Regions from separate parts of the Homo sapiens genome. Here region 2 is linked to region 1. Evidence: read pairs that join two places in POLR2A ChIA-PET (ENCODE). Cell type or tissue: Panc1. All regions are shown on one strand.

Evidence for each region. Peaks named below come from ENCODE experiments on the same cell type or tissue, not always from the same donor. Only the 100,000 strongest peaks of a DNase experiment are listed, where the experiment ranks them.
Region 2: POLR2A ChIA-PET joins it to region 1 with 10 read pairs; 2 of 35 experiments call an interaction of 5 or more read pairs at or near these places.

The regions. Positions count from the first base shown.
Region 1 is chr7:81,415,378-81,423,377 of GRCh38, reverse strand. No RefSeq gene overlaps it. Among named protein-coding and RNA genes, the nearest start is that of HGF, 350 kb to the left of the region's middle. In Panc1, no CTCF peak of the experiment used is centred here; no DNase peak of the experiment used is centred here; H3K27ac peaks cover 2,106 bases.
Region 2 is chr7:80,906,631-80,914,630 of GRCh38, reverse strand. All of the region lies in intron 2 of SEMA3C (semaphorin 3C), which reads left to right. Among named protein-coding and RNA genes, the nearest start is that of SEMA3C, 8.4 kb to the left of the region's middle. In Panc1, no CTCF peak of the experiment used is centred here; a DNase peak (open chromatin) is centred at 1,570; H3K4me3 peaks cover 684 bases; H3K27ac peaks cover 7,312 bases.

The sequences.
Region 1 (8,000 bases):
ACAAAATCAATGTACACAAATCACAAGCATTCTTATACACCAATAACAGACAAACAGAGAGCCAAATCATGAGTCAACTCCCATTCACAATTGCTTCAAAGAGAATAAAATACCTAGGAATCCAACTTACCAGGGACGTGAAGGACCTCTTCAAGGAGAACTACAAACCACTGCTCAAGGAAATAAAAGAGGATACAAACAAATGGAAGAACATTCCATGCTCATGGGTAGGAAGATTCAATATCATGAAAATGACCATATTGCCCAAGGTAATTTATAGATTCAATGCCATCCCCATCAAGCTACCAATGACTTTCTTCACAGAATTGGAAAAAACTACTTTAAAGTTCATACGGAACCAAAAAAGAGCCCGCATTGCCACGTCAATCCTAAGCCAAAAGAACAAAGCTGGAGGCATCACACTACCTGACTCCAAACTATACTACAAGGCTACAGTAACCAAAACAGCATGGTACTGGTACCAAAACAGAGATATAGATCAATGAAACAGAACAGAGCCCTCAGAAATAATGCCACATATCTACAACTATCTGATCTTTGACAAACCTGAGAAAAACAAGCAATAGGGAAAGGATTTCCTATTTAATAAATGGTGCTGGGAAAACTGGCTAGCCATATGTAGAAAGCTGAAACTGGATCCCTTCCTTACACCTTATACAAAAATTAATTCAAGATGGATTAAAGACTTAAATGTTAGACCTAAAACCATAAAAACCCTAGAAGAAAACCTAGGCAATACCATTCAGGACATAGGCATGGGCAAGGACTTCATGTCTAAAACACCAAAAGCAATGGCAACAAAAGATAAAATTGACAAACGGGATCTAATTAAACTAAAGAGCTTCTGCACAGCAAAAGAAACTACCATCAGAGTGAACAGGCAACCTACAAAATGGGAGAAAATTTTCACAACCTACTCATCTGACAAAGGGCTAATATCCAGAATCTACAATGAACTCAAACAAATTTACAAGAAGAAAACAAACAACCCCATCAAAAAGTTGGCGAAGGGCATGAACAGACACTTCTCAAAAGAAGACATTTATGAAGCCAAAAAACACATGAAAAAATGCTCACCATCACTGGCCATCAGAGAAATGCAAATCAAAACCACAGTGACATACCATCTCACACCAGTTAGAATGGCAATCATTAAAAAGTCAGGAAACAACAGGTGCTGGAGAGCATGTGGAGAAATAGGAACACTTTTACACTGTTGGTGGGACTGTAAACTAGTTCAACCATTGTGGAAGTCAGTGTGGCGATTCCTCAGGGATCTAGAACTAGAAGTACCATTTGACCCAGCCATCCCATTACTGGGTATATACCCAAAGGACTATAAATCATGCTGCTATAAAGACACATGCACACGTATGTTTATTGCGGCACTATTCACAATAGCAAAGACTTGGAACCAACCCAAATGTCCAACAATGATAGACTGGATTAAGAAAATGTGGTACATATACACCATGGAATACTATGCAGCCATAAAAAATGATGAGTTCATGTCCTTTGTAGGGACATGGATGAAATTGGATATCATCATTCTCAGTAAACTATCGCAAGGACAAAAAACCAGACACCGCATGTTCTCACTCATAGGTGGGAATTGAACAATGAGAACACATGGACACAGGAAGGGGAACATCACACTCTGGGGACTGTTTTTGGGGTGGGGGGAGGGGGGAGGGATAGCATTAGGAGATATACCTAATGCTAAATGACGAGTTAGTGGGTGCAGCACACCAGCATGGCACATGTATACATATGTGACTAACCTGCACATTGTGCACATGTATCCTAAAACTTAAAGTATAATAATAATAAAATAAAAAAAAACATTGTCTATGCCATTTATCCTTTTATTAAAAAGATAAAAGAATAAATAAAAGGGATACTTGGATATATGGCAACACTATAGTTATAAATAAATGCAAGTGGAATCAACAAGAGCTTTCTAAAAAGAAGTTTTTATATGTTAAGTCAGTAAAACTGGAATGTCTGACCATATTTTCACGAAGACATTATTTTAAAGTATTGAGATTAAAACAGTTTCTGGTGTACAAAGCGTTTGAATAATTTTGTGGAGCTGAAAAAAAGACAGAAAGAAGCAAACAGGCAGGTAGACAGACGTAGGTTTAACACAAAATAAGAACATGAAGTTGTCTGGATGGCAAAAAGATTGACAAAAAAATCTGATTCTTCTCTCATTCACGAGAACCTACTTAGAAAGTATGGTTTTCTGAAAAGTTTGCAGGCCAGTGGGACTGAGCGCTACGCTTGGAACAGTTTTCTGACGACTGTGCCAGATGAGAAAATGGCCCCAGGTTTTAGGAACCTATCCAGTTTGGTGGTAATATTTTCCAAACTTAACATGAAATACTTTACTCAGTCTTGTTTTGACTGGATCAGACCTGAATGAGTTTACTTTGTTGTTTCATTCAGTTGGTTTGAGTCTTGCTGATATGGCACATAAACAAAATATCTTTTCCTTGTATTGGAAAACAGGTTAAAAGACTAGTCTTTAACTTGAAAAACAGCCCAGCTGCTGTTACTACTTCTTTCCTTGACTTCTGTGGCAGATTTCATTGTAAATGTACACATACCTTTTTCCAGGGTTGGACTTTAGCCCAAGACTATCATTATTTAGGTGAAGAAACATGCATGAATGTCACCTGGACTCTGTGTTACAATATACTTTTAGTTTATGCTGTTAGAGAAAACTCATTTAGATCCAATTAGATTTTTGCATTTAAATTGTATTTGACACAAACAACCTAAATGTTTTACTATAAAGATCTAGTTTGAATATAATTTAACATTGTTAACCTCTTTAAAGTTGATCTCCTTTAATATTCTTGTCATATGGAATATTTTTACAGCTGCTTGACCAATACACAAAGGAGAATTTAAAGGCTTAGGTAAGTGAAAGGCAGGATTTCACATACCTGTAGCTTTCTACTTTCAGCCTTGCTTCTTAACAACTCTGGCTTAGGAAAAAGCTTGTATGAGGTTGAACCAGTTGAAATATCTAAACACTATCTGTATCATCCTCCTCACTACCATGTGTAAGTGGGATCTGACTGCACATTATTTTCCCCCGTGTAACAACTCATGACAAACCATATGAAAGAAGCCTCACCTCACATCTCCCTTTAATATCATACCATGATTTGCTAATTCCTGTAAGTTATTTCAATAATTTAAAACTTATGATATAATGAAAAATATTTGATCAATAATTACTTTTGTCATTGATAAATCTGGGAAGTTTACTTTTCTTCTGCAAGTCCCAGAAATCAGATATATATATAATTACTAAATTTGGAGTTTTACAGATATCATATCAGCTCTAGTACTCTTTGGCCTAAAGACATATTGCAACTTGAAGAGCATGTGGTTGACAATGTTGTATAGCAGCTGGTGCAAAAGAAAGCTGGCAGAGCATAGCTTGGAATGAGAATAAAATAAGACTTTGCTGCTTGCCACTGTAAGCTTTCCTGTCTTGAATACAAATTACTACTAGAGTTATCTTATTAGCAACTGTCTCTATTATAATATCATGAACATCTATATTTTAGAAATAAAAAGCCAAGTTTCTATAAATATTTACATATCCCTATATATTAATTTATTTTATTGACAGGCACAAATTGTATATATTTATGATATACAACCTGATATTTTGATATACACATACAATGTGGAATAGCTAAATTGAACTAATAAATATATTTATTACATCACATACTTATTTTTTGTGGTGAGATTTCAAATCTACTGTCTTAGCGATTTTTAAATGTATAGTACACTGTTATTAACTACAGTCACTCTATTACACAATACAGTTCTTGTTTCTTTCTTCTGTTTAACTGAAATTTTGCATCCCTAGACCAATATCTCCCCAATCCCACCCCACCCAACCTGCCAGCCCCTAGTAACCACCATTCTACTCTGCTTCTATGAGCTCAACTGTTTTAGATTCCACATGTAAGTGAAATCATGCTTTATTTTTGTGCCTATTTCACTTAGCCTAATGTCCGCCAAGTTCATCCATGTTGTCACAAATAATGGCATTTCCTTCAGTTTTAAAGCTGAATAGTATTCTATTGCACATTGTGTTAGTCCGTTTTCATGTTGCTATAAAGATACTACCTAAGATTGGGTAATTTACAAACAGCAGTTTAATTGGCTCACAGTTTCAGGAAGCTTACTGCCTCCCAAGTAGCTGGGATTACAGGCACATGTGACCACACCCAGCTGATTTTTTTTTTTTGTATTTTTAGTAGAGACAGGGTTTCACCATGTTGGCCAGGCTGGTCTTGAACTCCTGACCTCAGGTTATCCACCCGCCTCGGCCTCCCAAATTGCTGGGATTACAGGCATGAGCCGCCGCACCCACCAGCCAGGTATGCTGTTTTATCCATGCAAAATAGATTAAGACATATTGTAAATGGCATTGTTTGCCTTAGTTTTTTTTCTGGATAGTTGGTTATTAGTGTTTAGAAATACTACTGATTGCTGTATGTTGATTTTGTATCCTGCAGCTGTACTGAATTCCTATTATGTTTCAATAAATGATCCCTCCATTTGGCACAATCTTACATGTAACAATATACACCTCTAAGAAGCACTACCAAACCATTTTAGACAATGTGTTGAAATTTCTGGAAAAAAAAGATAAATTAAAATCACAGAATTGGTTTTATGTCAGTTGTACAATGCTCAGTTTAATGTTGAAATATTCAAATTTTCAAATGTATTCATATTGAAAATGACATTTTAGTTATTCAGAGATGTATTCAAAATCTATTCACGGAGTTGTTGAAAATTCAGGCACCTCGGAGTAATGCTTTTAAGATGAGGATTTTAATTAATACCAACACGGCCTTCCTATTTATTTCACAGAATTTATGTGTTGTATTATGAATAGCAAATAAATAAGATACCTAATATTGTTTCATACCTAACTTCAATCAGGTGTTGAATAGTCTCTAATTTTAAAATTGTAAGTTCATCTATTTTAAATTCCATCAAAATTATTTGCCATGGGTTAATCTGCTTTGGCAAGATTTGTTATATTGGAAGTTTTTGAGACTATCCATCCTTTGCCCTGCTTTTGCTGAACTGGTTATATTCAGAGCAATTTCTATTTTTCTTCTCTTACAAGTTGTTTCACTGCATCTTTATGCACTTTCTCTCTATCATTCACTAAATATAAAGTTCTTCTGTAGAAAAAATTTGTATATGTAAAATTTCCAGTGCCTAGTATGGTATGCATTAAATAAATGTCATTGAGTGACTATCAAAATATTTCTCTCCTCCAGAAAGCTTCTTCCAGTCACAGCCTTCTCCAATGGCCGTGTAGCATCAACAGCAATCACTCCACGAGTGAAACCACAAATTCATACGCATTTAGGACTTTACCTCTTATTCTTCTCCCATTATTCATTTCAAACACTGGTTGTCTGATGACAATAAGACCCCTATTAATTCTAAAACTCCTTATTTCATATATGGCTTTTCCTGTTTTTATGTATCTCCCTATCCAGCTTGAAGCCTGTAATTAGCATTTCAATTACTATTTTTCCAGTATCCTTTACTGATACCTATTTCTTTGTAATTTTTTCACATATTGATGACAACTACTATTTGCCCATTTTTCCTAAACCTTTCACTAATCAATCACTAGGCCTCTGCTCTGACTTCACAGAGAAAACTTAAGCTACCAGAAGGGGATTCTATGACTTCCTACCTCAAAACCTCAACTCTTATCGAAGTCCTCCACTTCTTAATATAAAGGAAGACTGTTCATTTAGCTAATGATTAATGTAGGCACATGTAACTTTGGGAATTGCCTTTCAAATACTTCATCATCTCCTTATGTCCTGCATCAACCTCTTAATTGATAGAAATTAATTATTTTCTTGACCCTGAAATGTTCATATTATATGGAAGACAACAGATATTGAATGTACAATTTCAATACAACTGAGTATTATTCATTCAGCCAATAATGTTTACTGGGTACATATTAGTAGTCAAACATTGTTTACTTAGAATACAGTAGTCTACACAGACACTACCCTTTTTCTTTCTAAAGGTACATTTTATGGGAGGAGAGAAACTGAAAAAAAGAGTAGATATATCATGTTAAAAGGCTCTACATACTATGGAGGAATGCAGCAAAGTGGAAAGGTAAATAGGCAATCCAGGAATGAGGTAGTACAATATCACAGAGTCATGTCTGAAGTTCACACTAAAAATGGTGACATTTGAGCCAAAACCTGAAGGTGGCAAGGAGGAAAGCCAATGCAGATATTCAGAGGGAGTGCTTCCTAGACAGATGAGATATCAAGTGAAAACCCTGAGGCTGAGGCAGGAGAGGGCTTAGCATATGCAGGAAAAAGCAAGGCAGGCTGTGTAAATTAAAAGTGAGAGGTGATTTAGTAAGAACTCATGCCAGAGAGGAAATGAAAGTCCATCATGGAGGAAGAGTGACATGATCTGACTTGGGTTACAAAAAGACAACTCTGTCTACTGTGTTGAAAAAATACTAAATGGAACAAGGACAGATGCAAGGAACAAGGCTCAGCAGCTATTGCAGTCATGCATGTAAAAACAGTGGTTTGGGCTGGGAGAGGAGTGGTGGCTGCAGAGAGACATTGCTGAGATCCGAATATATAAAGACACAACTGCTGTTAATGTGTGGTATAATGGGACAAGCATTCAAGGATGACCCCAAGATTTCTAACATACAGATTTTCCACTTACTTTGTTGGGACAACAGTGTCAGGAGTAGTTTTGGAAGGAGTTTTTGTCTTGGTTTGTTAATTATTAAATGCCTATGCAATGTCCAAGTGACATAAGAAGCACAAGATATGATCCTGGAGTTCACAGGCGTGTCGTGAAGTCCAAGTGTGGTGTGTAAAAGGAGCCTAAAATTTGCATATTAAAATTGTGTGAGTAATTAGATAGTCTTCCCAGAGGAATTGATTTTTAAAATTTTTTTTAATTTTTATTTTTTGTGGGTACATAATAGATATATGTATTCATGGGGTACATGAGATGTTTTGATACAGGCATACAATGTGAAATAATCATATATGAAGAATATGGTTTCCATCCCCTCAAGCATTTACCCTTTGTTGAAACACAGCAAATAAAGATCCATTAAAAACAAAATATTTATTGCAGTATAAAAACTTGACCTTGGAAAACAAATTTTAAAATCTATTTGAGATATGTTTTCTCACAATTTACCCAAATAAATGTTTCCTTTTCAAAAGTTATTTTTTGGAACATGAAAAGTATTACATTTCAATACTTTGTTAAAGCATTGAATTTAATTTTAAAATATTGGCATGGCACGGTGGCTCACGCCTGTAATCCCAGCACTTTGGGAGGCCAAGATGGGTGGATCACAAGATCAGGAGATCGAGACCACCCTGGCTATCACGGTGAAACCCCGTCTCTACAAAAAATACACAAAATTAGCCGGGCATGGTGGTGGGCACCTGTAGTCCCAGCTATTCAGGAGGCTGAGGCAGGAGAATGGCGTGAACCCAGTTGGCAGAGCTTGCAGTGAGCTGAGATTGTGCCACTGCACTCCAGCCTGGGCGACAGAATGAAAATCCGTCTCAAAAATAATAATAACAATTAAAAGATTAAAAAAATTAAAATATGTACCAAAGTTAGTCATTAAAATGATTTCAGTATCATATTGGTAAATTTACAGGAGCACATATTTTCCTGTTTTTGTTTTTTCACAAACTATAATTTCATATATTGAAGTGAATCCTTGTTGGTGACATTCCAGAATGAAAGTAATAGTTTAAGTTACAGTTATGTGCTTCATTTATGAGTTTTTTTATACATTACTGCATGCAGTCAATGATTCAACAAATATTTATTGAATGACTATATTGTACCACCAAATGTGCAAAGAACTCGAGATACAATGGAGGAGAAAGATA
Region 2 (8,000 bases), 510 kb after region 1:
AATCAGAGAGATAGAAAATCACTTGTTTTGAATACTGTTTAAAAGAGATGTATCAACAGTGAGAATACATCTAATAAAATTGCACGATTGGTAACTCAATAATTTTAAACATTCCTACAATGAACTACATAGACAAGTTATAGGGAAAGTATCAGGCGAAAACAGTTGTCAAAATGTACAAATTTTAAACCTTGGTTCAATACAGTTTTCTTAGGAGATTTCACAGTGTACCTGCTTGAAATGCCTGTTCAAATTTATTATTATTTAAAGTTTCTCATTAGTCAAATGATGACTCATTGACTATTGTACCAAGTAGGTTTTTAAGTTTCCTCCAAAGTAGTTTATTCTCAACATCAAAATATAGAGCTTTGTATGGGGTTAATGTATTTAAGAGTATATATTTAAATACATGTGGCATATACTTCTAGTTCGTATTTCTAAAGTTCTATTACTGTTTTCCAATAAAAAATCAGCAACTGAAAGGTGTTTTGCAGAAATTCAGATAGTTTCAAGTTGTATTAGACAGAGGTCATTTGCATTACTTGTTTTATATCTCTAAGTACCTTTAGATTCTCTCGTAATTACTTTACCTACTGGCTCTTTTGTCTTGAATTCTTCTCCATCACTGTAACTTGGTCCTCTGCCTGTCTCTCTCTGGGTGGAACTTGAGAAGAAACCACTCAGTCTTGTGTTACTTCCGGTGCAATAAGCATCATAGGCAATTTCAAGGTGTGTAGAGCAATGAGTCTCTTCTCCCATTCATGTTCCATCCCTTTTTCTTGTGGTGAAATAATGGAGTAATAACATTTGTAAAACAGTGATTTACAGGTTTGCCTTCCCTGTTGATCTAGGGCAAGGTCAACCAGATGGTCATCAGTCCTGTGGGAGAATGTACTTCAGATGTTATTAATTAGTTACATTTGTGCTACTTAAATCTTCTATGTTGAGACCTGTGACTTCTAATATTTTCTTTTGTAATTGGTCTAACTCTTATTTTATGCCAAATAGCTTTGCAAGTGAATATAAGGTTCACACAAATGCTTTTAGTATAAGTTTTTCCTTAGTTAATATTGGCCAATCTTGCAGCCCATGGCTGAATTTACATTTGCATATGCATGACAGTGGTTTAAAAACAGAAAACTGAGTGTGAGTTTTGAATTGGAAATAGGTATTTTATGACTAAGCACTAGACTTGCATAGGATTACCTGTTTTTTCTTTTCCTTTTTTTTGAGACAGAGTCTCGCTCTGCCTCCCAGGCTGGAGTGCAATGGTGAGATCTTGGCTCACTGCAACCTCCACCTCCTGGGTTCAAGCAATTGTCCTGCCTCAGCCTCCCGAGTAGCTGGGATTACAGGTGTGCGACACCATGCCCAGCTAATTTTTGTACTTTTAGTAGAGACAGGGTTTCACCACGTTGGCCCGGCTGGTCTCGAACTCCTGACTTCAGGTGATCCGCCTGTCTCAGCCTCCCAAATTGTTGACATTACAGGCGTGAGCCACTGCGCCTGGCCCTGTTTTATTTATTTACTTTGTGATTCATTTTCCCTTTTGTGTGTGCTGAATTTTTAGTAATAAAGCTGCCAAAGTCTCCAGGTCTTTGATAGTATGTAAATGAAAGACTATGGAATTTTATAAAACATCTTTTAAAATCACCCTCAACAAATAAAAGAATCCCTGTGAACTAATGAACTAAGCCCCAAAGCTGATGAATTGTTATTGGACAATAAACTGAAAATAATAAATTGCCTCTTTATGAGCTCTGGTAGCATTAGCATTACAAGGCACGTTTGTTGAAATAGTTTTTGTTGTGGTTGCCCAAGAAATGAAAATAAAAGCAGTTGTTCTTGATTTCTCCGTTAATCTTGGAAGATGCTTACTCTGGGTGTATTGAATCTTCTCAGGTTTGTGTTACTGAGAAGTATTTAGTTCTCAGGTGTGTGTTATGGCATTTTCTTTTAAGTCTCCTTATGATGGTTTCAATTAAATGTCACTGAAATATCTTGAAGCACACATGAGTGTTTTAGTAAACCCAAACTCAAGGGGTGCTCTGTGAATAAAAAGTTCCTTCTACTCTCCCCCTTGTGAGAGTTTAATTGAACTCAGCAAAGGATTGATGAATTCACTTGTGAGTTGGACATTACCTGAAACATGAGTCTAGAATAGAGTAACACTAAATTTGTAAAGCAGCAAGGTAAAAACTGTTATAAAATACAATTGCAATGGAAGATGAGAAGAATTGCTAAGAAATGTAGCCTCGTATGTCTATTTTCCCCTGTAATATGTATTGATATAGGGCTCTGGTAATCAAAATAAAATAATATTTCTAGTAGACTTGAATTGGAGGGAGGAAATTTTATTTCAGGTATTGCAAAGAACATCTCTTGAAAATTTTAGGATAAAAGGTGTTACATTGATATGCTGTGGATTTCTCCTAGAGAAAAAATTTTAGAAAAATGTGTAAGCCTATATTTTCCTGTTTAAAAAAGTAATTACTGTTCCAGGTGAGTTTCATCAGATTATAATAAGCTTGATTCTGTTGCCAATAAATGATATTCTGTGTTAAGCCATTCAGAGTTACAAGGTTCCTACAATTGGGAGCAAAGAAGGAATGCTTTAGTGTTCTGAAGTTAGAAGAGTGAGCTTGAGTGTTTTGTTAATCGGTCATACGAACACAGCGGTTCCATTAAAAAAAAATGTGGTCGAGCACGGGGGCTCACGCCTGTAATCCTAGCACTTTGGGAGGCCAAGGCGGGTGGATCACGAGGTCAGGAGATCAAGATCATGCTGGCTATCGTGGTGATACCCCGTCTCTACTAAAAATACAAAAAATTAGCCAGGCATGGTGGTGGCCACCTGTAGTCCTAGCTACTCGGGAGGCTGAGGCAGGAGAATGGCATAAACTCGGGAGGCAGAGCTTGCAGTGAGTCGAGGTCGTGCCATTGTACTCCAGCCTGAGCCATTGTACTCCAGCCTGAGCAAGAGAGTGAGACTCTCTTTCAAAAAAAAAAAAAAAGGTCCTATTCTATGAATTAATAGACATGCCTAAACATGTTTACTAAATTGAACTCTTTATCAAATGAAGATGGTGCAAGTGATCCTAGATAGCTTATTTTAAATTTGTTCACATGTTGATCATATATGTTGATATGTTGTTCACATATATTGATAAAACGATGTTACTTAGCCTTTATTTGCAATTTTGATTCAGAAGATATATCTAGAACCAAAGTTATACATTTTCGCATTCTTCCTAGGTGTATACTACTTTTTGTCTTCTTTGTTTCTAAAATAGTTTTGGCAATTAAACACTAACATTAATACTGACTTTGTGGCAGCCATTTCTGTAGCTGCCATGAGAATTAGTTTTAAGATCCACAAAGATCACAATGAAAGGAAAAAGGAAAAGAATTTTTCTCAGTAAGATATTCTGTAAACATATCATGTTAACTATGTCATGCTAGAATTTTACATTGCTCTTAGAACATCAAACCTGCCTGAAAATGAAATAAAATTCATTCCCTATATCATCCCAAATTCCCCCTTTAATTTATGATTCATCAAGGTGAAGATGAGGGGAATTACCTCTCTGGAACATGTTTATTTTGTTGCTGTAACTGAGATCTCCCTTTGTGCCTATGCGAGCAAGTCAGTGCTTAGATGGATAACAGTAGAAAAAAATTATTATACACTCTCCTCATTTCATTATGCAAATTTATCAGGATGTATCTCCATAAATTCACTATACCTTGCACTGTCTTTTAAAACAAAAGATTCAGATGTTCTTTTTCATGGATATCATTCATTGCATTAAAAAAATGGCACCGAGACACACTCAATTTTTTCTTTCATAAACATCTTTTATATAAGGAGGTTGTAAAAAATAACTTATTTTAAATAAAAAAACTATCACTTTGCTATAATAAAGAACTATCACTTTGGTTTTAGTTCCATTACTGTTAAAAAAAAAAAAAAAAAGAACGAGCATTGGGAAATAGAGCTGTGAGCTTTGGGCAGATTCCAGCACTTTTTTGCCTTCTGCATTTTCATTTATATATTACTGAAGACCTCTGTTGTTAAGGAAAACACATTTAAAGGCAAGGAACAGAAAGGTAAGATGTTCTGTAGCTCAGAGTATGAGTTAGCAAGAAGGGCACATGGAAGGTAGAACTAAGTGCTGAGCCATGTGCTATTTTAGGGTAGCACTAGCCATGAAACAATTTGCTGAGCTGTAAAAGATGGCAAGTATGTTCCACGTTTTAAATTGCAGGCTTTTCAGAAACAATCATTTCAACCCATCCTCCTTATCCAATGAGAATGAGCTGTCTTTAAGCTCTCAATAGGGATATGTTACTTCTGTAAAATGCTTTTTACTTTTCAAATAATTCCCTTATTATTTAATTTATTATAGAATGCCTATGAAGTAAATTGGCATGGAGGCTAAAGCTCTTGGTTAAGGTTCTACAGCTTAATGGTGGCATTGACAAGACTAGAAGACAAAATGGTATAAGAAGAGAAAAATTAATTATGAGCAGTGCTTGTATAGAATCAGAGATACCCTGCAAATGTATGTTACAAAATCTGCAGAAATGCAAGGCTATTAATATGAGTATTAACAACTTGCTTCATGATATTTCTTCTCCAAGTATGTACAACACTGTAGCTTTAACATACCTTACATTTTTAATTAACTGCTGATTTTCAGCAGTAATTTGAGGATCATTATATATCAGGCTTTAAATCTGTTCAACACCATATTTTAAGTGCCTCTCAATTCTCTTTGCGAAGATTGAGGCAATACATAAATAAGAATAATTTATATTTTCATTTATCTCTAATTCATGCAAATTAATGAACATACTAGTCTTGTCTTTCCTTCCCCAAGTTACTGCTCTTGTAATCAAGAGCTCGTTTGATGTGCTATGTACATCAGGATTCCATATTCCCCTTAGTCAATCCCTAGAATATTCCACTCTGCTCATTTATGTATTGCCTTAGAGTGAAAAATCCATTAAAGTAATCTTATGTTCTGGTTTGAACTGATGCCACTGAAAATGCTAAATATTCTTGCCTTACTCAACTTTAACGCTTGCTAGCATTTAAGATTCTTGATAATAAAAGTATAAAACATTCTACCTAATTAATTTCTAAATTACTACCTTAGTACAACTATTTTCTGATAAAAATGATCAGGTACCAGACTTTGAATTTTGAATACAAGATTGCTCTTATATTTAACCTTATTTGTAATATAATGGCTAATGTAAAGTCTCTAGTCTATATGGAATAGATAAACTCAGGGAGTTACAGCAATGTAATTTTACAGAAGATTTCTGTTCCTCAGAGAAGGGAGACAGAATGTTGATCCAGCAGAAAGAAAACCTTAACTCTATGTAGAATTAATAGCTCTGAAGAAGCAACTTCTAAATTATTTTAGGAAAAACTTATTTCCTTATAGATTTTGACTTTCTACAGATAGAATTAATTATGGAGAGAGGATATATATCTGAGTAAAAATAAATGCAGAACTCTCTCACACACACACATACACACACTCACATCGTCTATGAGTAAAATTACATTATATTTGAATACCGTTTTAGTCTTTCCTAAGTGTATACTCTCTTGTATATTCATATAACAAAAACTGTTCAGTCAGAAAAAAGCTGTTGTATTCCTGGTATCATTTTAAATGCATTATTTATATGTTTTCTTATTTTAAATTTATGAATAACCACAGATTTGTAATTATATAATTGGATCATTAGTTTGGTGAACACTTTATTACTTAAAACATTATTGTAACACTTATATAGTGACAGCTTTTAGTGCAAGCAAGCTGAGGACCAGGACAAGAAACTCTGGTGACTTGTGAATTTGAGCCCTGTCTCCCTCCCATTTTTCTGACAGCTGGTGATAGTGAGAACAAAATGAGTTGTTGAATAGCAACCCGCAAAAAGGAAGTAATCCATCCCTAGCACAGATAACGGGGATGTAAAGGGAGTCAATGGGGCACATAATATGTAAAGCATCAATAAGATAAGTACCTAAATTTGCTCTCTACGCCTGCTTTTCTTTTTTTCCAGCCAGCGAAGTCTTGCAACCCAAGTTGCTAGTGTTACTATAGTTAGCGTCAGTTGCCAAAGAGCGAGCAGAATCTCAATTATAGCATATGAAATGTAGTCTTTAATTATGTGCTTCAGTTTTCCAAAATCCTCATTTCACAAAAGTTAAATTAGAAAAGACCTTTTCTCTTTTGTAAATAGACATAACTTTGTACAAACTGTGTGAAGTACACCAAGCTGGCACTTCATTCATCGCTGAAATTTGATAGTGAACACAACGGGTCTGAAGATTTTAAGACAGCAGTAACAAAATTAGAAACTGAGAGTAAGGGGAGTTGAACGTCCTAGTATTCTTGCTTGACCTTCCTTGTAATTGAGTCAAGTAGAAATAATATATGTGATCACAGTTTATTTTAAATGATACAGACTATTACATGTGAAAAGACAATTCCAATGCAACTATAATTCTTAAGACAGGGATCTCTTGTTTAATGGAATTAGTGAGTAGTAGCAAAGTGGTTATAAAATTGGCTTGTATAAATATTATACAAATGATATTTTTCTATTGAATTTCGTTACATAATTAGAGTCCATGTGTAAACAAACTATTCAACAGCCTGAATTGAACAACTTTTAATAAAGAAACTTAACAGGATGATAAGGCATGCAGAAGTTTAGATATGGTATGGTGGATACGTTGGAGCCTTTTAAATAACATGTCTGCCCTTGTAGATAGATGTACGCTAGTTATCATAACTCAAGCAGAAGAAAAACCTTATGACTTAAATTACCCCTTGATTTGAAAAGAATTATCGAATAATTTAATTTGTGTCAGTTGCCAGTCAGAGCCCTAAGTATTCTCTAAACAGTCTAGTTCTGTATTCACAACTAAACATTATTACATACTAATGATGCAGTTAATAGGAAGAGATTGGAGTCTCATTGCCATTATATAGGAATCTGACATTAAATAGAACCACCCTTATAGATTGTTTATAAAAACAATCTTTCTGGCATCAAAAGCCTCCAACTTTGTTGGTCCATCCAGCCAGATTGTCGCTCCATAAATTCAGGCTCAAGGGCTTTTTCCTTTCTCCTGAACAGTAATGCTCAAAACATTCCAAGAGACCAGAACATTAAGCAGGAATAAAACAATGAGTGTATTATCATCACCAAAAGAGCATTTTGAATTTTATTAGAAGAAACCAATTAAGATGTTATTTTCAAGCAGAGGGCTTGGCATGGCTTCAGAAAGTTACTTTCCGGAGTCGGGCAGGGGTTTAGCTGGCACAGAGAGCGGATCTTTAGCTTAGAGTTTTGACAGCTTTAATGCACATGCAACTGGAATTTTTTTTCTTTAAGCTGATTCTTTTAAAAGCCATGCTTCCTGCCACTGTTTCACATAATTGCATCAATTCCATTTTCCATTAGTAGTCAAAACCTGCTGATGTGACTGGAGTTTTAAAACTTTTGTGTAAAAATCTAATTATGTACATTTTTTCAGAGGAAACTGATAATGAATATGAACTATGCAGCTGTATTTTCTATTTTGATATCTAAAGTACAGTAAGCAAAGGGTTCTATATGCTAGTATTATAACCTTTGGTTATTCATTTAATTATATTGACAACAGTGGTATAATCAATTTTCTATGATAGAAGAAAAAGCATTCAGTAAGCTTTACTTTGTGGAAGAAAAAGCAGCCCCTACCGCTTGGCTACAGAATAATGAAATATTCTGGTTTTAGGTGAAAGGAAATGCTTGCCTCTCCCCTTATATCTATAGTATTCCTTTTATAATGTTTTTATTTTCAACAGCTTGTCTGCATAGAATATTTTATAATGATCTACACTGGTATATTTCTTCTGACATCTACCTTCTACTCTTCTGATAATGTATTCAACACTTTTAATACGCATAATTATATGTAGACATTT